2 separate regions of the Homo sapiens genome follow, and region 2 is linked to region 1. The links are chromatin loops, found by intact Hi-C in ENCODE. Cell type or tissue: dorsolateral prefrontal cortex. All regions are shown on one strand. Each heading gives the region's core, and the rest is flanking DNA. Links, peaks and the distances in the headings are about the cores only. Region 1 has its middle 130 kb from the start of PWRN4. Region 2 has its middle 110 kb from the start of NDN.

Evidence for each region. A loop is a pair of places that touch in the nucleus more often than their neighbours do. Peaks named below come from ENCODE experiments on the same cell type or tissue, not always from the same donor. Only the 100,000 strongest peaks of a DNase experiment are listed, where the experiment ranks them.
Region 2: a loop joins it to region 1, with 5 times the contacts of the local background. A loop is called at or near these places in 1 of 110 quality-filtered maps.

What each region holds. Positions count from the first base shown.
Region 1 is chr15:23,843,169-23,847,574 of GRCh38, forward strand. No RefSeq gene overlaps it. Among named protein-coding and RNA genes, the nearest start is that of PWRN4, 130 kb to the right of the region's middle. In dorsolateral prefrontal cortex, for the core only: no CTCF peak of the experiment used is centred there; no DNase peak of the experiment used is centred there.
Region 2 is chr15:23,795,904-23,800,309 of GRCh38, forward strand. No RefSeq gene overlaps it. Among named protein-coding and RNA genes, the nearest start is that of NDN, 110 kb to the left of the region's middle. In dorsolateral prefrontal cortex, for the core only: no CTCF peak of the experiment used is centred there; a DNase peak (open chromatin) is centred at 2,118; H3K27me3 peaks cover 1,087 bases.

The DNA.
Region 1 (4,406 bases), core at 131-4,130:
AAAGAACTAAAAGTAGAACTACCATACAGTCCAGCAATCCTACTGCTGGTATCTACCCAAAGGAGAAGAAGTCATTAGGTAAAAAAGATACCTGTACTCAGATGTTTATTATAGCACTATTCACAACAGCAAGGATGTGGAATCATTTAAATGCCCATCAGCTGATAAACTGATAAATAAAATGTGGAATAGACACACATGATGGAATACTTCTCAACCATAGAAAATAATAAAATCATATCTTTTGCAGCAACATGAATGGAGCTGGAGTCCATTAGCTTAAGTAAAACAGCTCTTAAACAGAAAGTCAAATGCAACATGTTGTAATTGCAGTTTGTAAGCGGGAGCTAAATAATGTGCACACATGGCCATAGGTTGTGGAATAAGAGACACTGGACACTCAAATGTATGGGAGGGTGTACGGATGTCAGGAATGAAAAATTTCTTAATGGACATAGTGCACATTATTCAGGTGATGATTACACTAAAATCCCAGACTTCGGCACTGTGCAACATATCCATGTAACAAAATTCGGTTGCACTCCTTAAATTTATGCACATAAAAAATTAAGTGTACGATTCTATTGGTTTTATAATAGCTGCAGATATGTGCAAACATCATCACAGGTAATTACAGAACATTTTAATTACACAAATTATCATTTGCTTTAGCTATCACCACCAACACTAACTAACGTCTAATATACTTTTTTTGTTTGAGACGCGGTCTCACTCTGTCACCCAGGTTGGAATGCGGTGGCATCATCTCAGATCACTGCAACCTCTGCCTCCAAGGCTCTAGCAATCCTCTCACCTCAGCATCCTGAGTAGCTGCAACCACAGATGCCCACCACCACGCCTGGCTAATTTGTGTGTGTGTGTGTGTGTGTGTGTGTGTGTGTGTGTTTGTCTCTGTGTGTGTATTTTTGGTAGAGACAGGGGTTTTACCATGTTGCCCAGGCTGGTCTCGAACCCTTGAGATCAGGTTTTCCACCCACCTCGGCCTCCCAGAGTGCTGGGATTACAGGTGTGAGCCACCGTGCCCGGCCAGCAACTACCAATATACTTTATAGGCCTATAGTCTGCTTATTTTGGACAGTCCGTATGAATGGAATAATCTAATATGTGGTCTTTTGTGATGGGCTTCTTTCACTTAGTGTGATGTTTCCAAGGCTCATCAGTGTTGCACCCTATGTCAGTGCTTCATTCCTTTGTATGGCCAAATAATATTCCATTATATAAACATGCCACATTGTGTTGATCCATTATGTTATCTTTAAATAGACAGAGGACTGCAGATCTACTTGCGCTTATTGAGCACTTTGAAGAGTGAACATAATTTGGAAATACTAAGGGAAACAGTATCTAAGTTTATCACTACCCAGAGCAGAAAAAATACGAATTTTTTCTCTCTGCTACTCCTGTTATTTATTCTAGAACTCTAATAGTCTGCTAAATTCAAAGCAGACTGCTTGGAACATGCTAGATGATACAACAAGAGAATACAGAATATTAAAATTAAGGCTGAATTGGAGATTTGTTCTTGAATTGGTAAAAGCCATGGTATGGTGTGTATAGTGGAATAGCAAGAAATTTTGTCACCCTCTGAGCTTTGAGGGGTCTTCTCAGATTCTGTGCCATGTTTATAGCAAACATCAGGTGCTGTTAATTTTAGCTCAGGTATATTGAAGAGGTGAATTAAAAGGGTGGTAGAACTTCTGTTTCTTACCATTAAGAAGAGCTTAGACTGGACTTTTCCTCCTGCCATAAACAACTAGAAAACTGGGAGAAATATGTGAAACAATTGCTTTTAAACATTAACAGGAGGCAGCATAGAACTACATCTTTGAGAGAAAAGAAACAGACAATTGCTCCACTCTTGTCCCTGAAGCCCCTTTCAACTTCTAATGGAGGAAGCGGGATACTAAGAAACAGTAGTAACTGTTCTGATATGAGGAAACAAAGGCCAGGGCTCAGGGAGGTTGAGATGGCTGGGATTTATGGGACATAGTTACAAAGGAAAGAAAAATACGCAGAAATAAAAAGTTCCAACAATCTGCCTAGATTCCCATTGAGTCTGCTATCAAGCCATGCATATGCGGGAGAACACACCAGGAGGCTGGGCAAAAGCAACCACAGAGCTGTGAGCTGAGCGTGTTCTAAACATTATGCAGATCCGAAGAACATCCCATTACAGATCAGGCAAAACGGCTGGGCGTGGTGGCTCACGCCTGTAATCCCAGCACTCTGGGATGCCGAGGCAGGCAGATCACCTGAGGTTGGGAGTTCAAGACCAGCCTGACCAAGATAGAGAAACCCCGTCTCTACTAAAAATACAAAAAAATTAGCCAGGTGTGGTGGTGCATGCCTGTAATCCCAGCTACTCAGGAGGCTGAGGCAGGAGAATCACTTGAATCCGGGAGGCAGAGGTGGCAGTGAGCCGGGATCGCACCATTGCACTCCAGTTTGGGCAACAAGAGCGAAACTCCGTCTAAAGAAAAAAAAAAAAAAAAAAAAAGAACAACCAAGACATTCAGGGGAAATCCAGAAAAAATGACTCATTAGTAACGGAGCCAAACTTTCAGTAAAGTAACACCAGGCCTGCCTTAATAATGCCTCAAAACAAGCCTCAAAATGATTGAGCTGATTTGCAAGTTTCTTAATTCTCTGTGTGAACAAAGCCCAACAGAATCCAGATAATCAACACTGAAACATTCACAATATTCAGCATTCACTCAAAAATCACTAAACATGTGAAAAGCAGGAAAATATGACCCATAACTAGGAGAAAAATCTGTCAATTGAAATAGACTCAGATGTGGTGGGATTAGCGGACAGAATTTAGAATGTATAGTGTATATACTTTACTTTAAATAACTCTTTATTTATAAATGGCATGTTAATATATATTTTAAAATTCTAAGGAGTCTACAAAACATACAGTAAAAGTGAGCAGTGGATTTGACAAGATTGTAGGGCACAGAGTCAAAACACAAAAATTCATTGTATCTCTGTTTACCACTAGCAAACAATTTGAAAATGATAAATAAAACATTACCACTTATAGCGACCAACAAACACAAAATCAGGATATATTTAACAAAATATTTTCAAGACCTCTGCACTGAAAACTACAACAGTCACCAGGAGAATTTAAAGATCTAAATAAATGGAAATATATAGCATGGTCATGGCCATACGGGCTCAATATTGTTAAGATATCAAGTAGATGTATAATGTGCAAACTCATCAAAATAACAGCATGATTTTTAAATAAAATGATGTTCTAATTCAAAAATTAATTTGGAAATGCAAAAGACCTCGAATGACCAAAACAATTTTGAAAAAGAGGGTCAAAATTGGAGTATTCACAATGTCTGATTTTAAGTTACTATAATGCTACATTGATCATGACAGTGCATTATTGGTCTAAACATGCAGCTTCATGGAACAGTATGGAGAGTGCAGAAATAGACTTATACGTATATGGGTCAATTGTTTTCTGACATTTCCAAGGTAGTTCAATCAAGAACAGATAGTCTTTTTAACAAGTATTAGAACAATTGATTATCCATTTGGTGAAAAACTAACCTCGATCTTTATCTCACATCAAACACAAAATTAACTTGATGTAGACCATAGGACTAAACATAAAAGCGAAAGTTATAAACCATCTAGGAGAAAATAACAACAAAATACATTGTTTCATTTTCTACATTTTTTTTATTTATTTTTAACTTTTATGTTCAGCAGTACAAGTACAGGTTTGTTACACAGGTAAACTTGTGTCATGAGGGTTTGTTGTACAGATTATTTCAAAACCCAGTCATTAAAAATATTCATGATTTTAAGTGAGAGATACTTTGAACCATAAATGAAAACTTAATAGTCTGAACTTGATCCAAAAATTGTGTTCCTTGAAAGATGTTTTTAAGGAAATAAAATGACAAGACACAAACTGTGAGAAAGTATTTATAATACATATATCTGGCAAGGGAATTGTATCTACAATATGGAAACAAATCTTAAAATTAAGTTATAAGGCAAGCAATTCAATGAAACATGAAAAAAATACCTAACCAGACCCTAGAAGATAAGTGAATGGCCAATACACTCTACAAAGATTCACAACATAAGTAGTCATGAGAGAAATGCAAATTTTTAAAAACCACAGTGAAATGGTATTACACAACCAGTAGAATGGCTAAAATTTAAGAGGTTGGCAATACTGATTGTTGGCACTAATGTGAAACAAATGGAATTATTATATACTGCTGTTGAGATCATAAAATTATACAACTTTTTTTAGCACACAGTTTGGGAATTTATTATAGAGGTAAACATAGAGTTACCATATGAATAAGTTATAGCCCCAAACAGAGAACAACCAAAATTTCTAGCAACAA
Region 2 (4,406 bases), core at 219-4,218, 47 kb before region 1:
GGAACATTCTACAAAATACCTGACCAGTAATCTTCAGAAGTGTCAATGTCAAGAAAAGCAAAGAAAGACTGAGAAATTGTCAAAGATTCAAAGAGACAAAGGTGACTAAATTCAGCATGGTATACAGATTTGGCTACTGGAACAGAAAATAGGACATCAGTGGAAATCTCATGAAGTCTGAATAAAGACTCTAGTTTAAGATTTTGTACCAATTTTATTGTGTTGTTTTTGATAAACGTACCATGGTTAAGATGCTAACAATAGGGGAAGATGGAAGAAGAGTATATAGGAACTCTCTTTACTAGGTTTACCATTTCTCTGTAAGTCTAAAATTATTTCAAATCAAAAAATTTAAAAAGAGGTAATGGAATACTACTTAGCAATAAAAATGGAACAAACTTGATATATACATTATAGGTGAATCTCAAAAACATTATGCTGAGTAAAGAAACAAGACCAAAAAATACATACTATGTTATTCTATGTACATAAGCTTCCAAAAAATGAATACCAATTTACAGTGAACGAAAGTATGTAAGTGGTTGCCTGTTGGTGGGATTTTGGGTGGGATTACAAAGGGACACAAAAATTTAGGGGGCAGGTATCGAAACAACTGTTATTCTGTTTGTGGTGATGATTTCATGGGTGTATACACATGTGAATACTCATCAAATTGTACCATTTAAACATATGCAGTGTGTTAATTTTACCTGAATACAATATAGATAAATAGATTGATGGATGGGTAGATAGATAGATGAGTAGATAGATGATAGACACAGAGACACATGGAATTAGTGAGGGTTTTTTTTATTGCTATATAATAACTACAGAAAGAGTCTATTTTTAACAAAAGTAGAAAAGTATTATTTTCCAACCCCAGTATAATAACTGACTCAGGTTGGATCATTGGTTGAAGCTACAACCATCTGGTGAAAAGTCCTTTGGTACCAGAATATTCACATGGTCTCAAAACACCACTCTACAGATAACTTATCCATCCCAGAAGGGAAAATGGACCTGTACAATGGGGTGGTGATCAAATGGAATGGAAACTGATGGATCAAACTGATGGAATGGAAACCTTAGCATTACATGTTTCCCGATATGATGGAAAAAGAGCCCAACATAACCATACATGTTAAACCTGAATCTAATCCGGAAGTAATAATCCAAAATGTGGAACATCCTACAAGACTGTCCTGGCCTCTTGGAAAACAATGTCATTTTTGAAAAAGACCTCTGTGGGTTGGGCACAGGTGAGGATGATCCCTATAGATTAAAAGACACTAAAGAGGCAAAACAGCCAAATAAAATGCATAAACCTTGCTTGGCTTCTGGATCCAAAAAATAAAATAAGCTCTAAAGGACATCTTGGGGCTGATAGGGAAAGTTTAAATATGGGCTTCATGTTAAATACTGAATTGATCTTAATGTTCTCAGATGTGATAGCATCATAGTTCTGTAGTAGGAAAGTAAATAAGTGAAGTTAGATGATAGGTAGGTGGTGGATGGATGGATGGAGGGGCAAATAGACTGCTAATATGTCAAACTATTAACAATGGGTGAATTTAGGTGAAGATATTATAGAGGTCTACAATCCTTTCAACTTTTTTGTGGGTTTGAAACTTTTCATAATAAATAATTAGAGAGAAGGGGGACATAGCTTGAAAACAGCAGTGTTGTTCTGTTCCTGGCTGTGCAGCCTCTGCTCCATCCTTGCCCCACTCCTCCCTGTCCAGGTCACTGGCCCCCAAAGCCTCTTCTGGGCAGGCTCGGGATTGGTTGTTGTGAAGTGGCCACATTGTCACCAGATTGTTTGAAATGGAGGCTTTATGCAGAGAGGTGGTGTATCCAGGCAAAGCGGGAAAGGCAGGATGGAGGGAGGAAGGAGAATGAGGCAGTTGCCATGGAGCCCTAAAGGGCCCCCTTTGCTGGAGCTTGACGCTTGTTTATATTCCCGAGAGGCTATGGAGGCGGGGAAGTGAGAGGAAGAAAAATGGGGGCTTAATTTGCTCTCACCGATTCCGGCCGCCCACGGGGCTTATTATCCTTGATTGCCTGTTTTCTGCTTTCTGTCACCATGGAAACCGGCAAAAAACGTGACTCTGCTCAGATTTACGCAGTTTGCTCGCTGAAGGCCTAGTCCCCACGTACCTGCTGGGCCTCTGCCGTGGGACGAGGTCCCTGCGGAAGGTGTCTGTGCGAGGGCGTGTGATTAACTAGGGGCTACTGGGAGGGGTGTAATGAGGCAACGGTGGGGGTGGCAGGACGTCTTTAAGGGATTGGTGAGAAAAGAGTTGCCATCAGCTTCCTTCCTCAGGCCAGGCTAGGAACACTTGGAACTATTTTCAAGGCTGGGGCTGGGAGCAGCATGCTGTCCTTCCGAGGACAGTGTGTGCTGAGGCAGCCCACTCCAGGGCAGCACTTCCCGGAATTTCTAAGTGGAGGCCCTAAGTAGAAACATTTTATGGCTCCTAGCTGCAGATTTGGTTCCTGAGAACAGGTCAAGGTGACCCCATGAGCTGGAGTGGGGAGTCTGTGCTGAGGAAGAGCTTCACCAAGAGTAGCACAGCTTAGCACAAGGAGGGCCTCTGAGCTTGTGCTGCTTCTCAAATGCTGAGGATAAAATTGGCGCCAGGCTTCCTCAAAGGGTTTGACCAAGAGGGTGGGGAAAGGTAGATAGGGTACCTTGGAAGGCAGCCCACAATACTGAGAGGAATTTTCTGGGAGTCTCCTGGCATATGAGGATTATCACAGTGTCTCTGACACTTCTGTAGTTTAAGGAGCACATGGGGGTTGCAGGTGTGGGAGAGCAGGAGAGAGACTCTTCTTTGCTGTTGTTTGGCCTGCCTATCTCTGTCAGTGGCCCATGGTGTTGTATTCACCGTTTGGTGGTGGCATCCCACAACTGGACAGGCTTCTGTGATTTCTGAAACCTGGAGGGGCTCCTCGTTTAGACAAGGGTGACCCTAAGAGTCCATGGCTTAAGAAATAGAATGATCATACTATCTAAAACAATCTACACATTCAATGCAATCCATATCAAAATTCCAATGTTATTTTTCACAAAAATAGACAAAATATCTAAAATTTGTATGGAACCACAAATGACCTCAAATACCCAAAGCAATGTTGAGCAAAAAGAACAAGGCTGGAGACATCATACAACCGGATTTCAAAATATGTACAAAGCTTTAGTAATCAAAACAACATGGCACTGGCCAAAAAAACAGAAACATCAATCAATGGAACAGAATAGAGAGCTTAGAAATGGACCCACATGCATGCTTCTTATGGTCAATTGGTTTTTGACAAAGGTATCAAGAAAGCACAATGGGAAAAGGAAAGTCTTTTTAATAAATGGTGTTGGGAAAGTGGATATACACATACAGAAGAATGAAATTAGACCCCTATCTCACAACATACACAAAATTTAATTAAAAATGGATTAGGCCGGGCACAGTGGCTCACACCTGTTATCCTAGCGCTTTGAGAGGCCAAGGCAGTGGATCACTTAAGGCCAGGAGTTCATGACCAGCCTGACCAACATGGTGAAACCCTGTCTGCTAAAAATAAAAAAAATTAGCCAAGTGTGGTGGTGCATGTCTGTAATCCCAGCTATTCGGAGGGCTGAGGCACTAGAATTGCTTGAACCCGGGAGGCGGAGATCAGTGAGCCAAGATCACGCCCACTCCAGCCTGTGCGACAGAGTAAGACTCTGTCTCAAAAAAAAAAGGGGGATTAAAGACTTAAATGTAAGATGCAAACTGTAAACATACTATAAGAAAACAGGGGAAACAGCTCTGTGATATTGGTCTTGGCAATGATGTTTTTGGGTTTGACCTCAAAAGCACAGGCAACAAAAACAAAAATAGGGCCTGGCATGGTGGCTCAGGCCTGTAATGCCAGCACTTTGGGAGGCTGAGGCGGGCGGATCATGAGGTCAGGAGTTGGACCAGCCTGACCGATATGGTGAAACCCCATCTCTACTAAAAATACAAAAATTAGCTGGGTGTGGTGGCGCGTGCCTGTAGTCCCAGCTACTCAGTAGGCTGAGGCAGGAGAATCGCTGGAACCTGGGACACAGAGGTTGCAGTGAGCCGAGATAGCGCCACTGCACTCAAGCCTGGGCGACAGAGCGAGACTCAATCTCAAAAAAAAAAAAAAAAAAGACAAATGATATTGCATCAAACTAAAACTTCTGCACAACAATTAAAACAACAGAGTAAAGAGACAGCATATACAGATTGAGAAAACGGTTTGCAAACCATACATTTGATAAGAGATTAATACCCACAATACATGAGGAGCTCCACTCGATTGCATGAAAAAAAGTAAACCAATTGAAAAATGGGCAAAGGACATGAAAAGACATATCTCAAAAATAAGACATAGAAACAGCA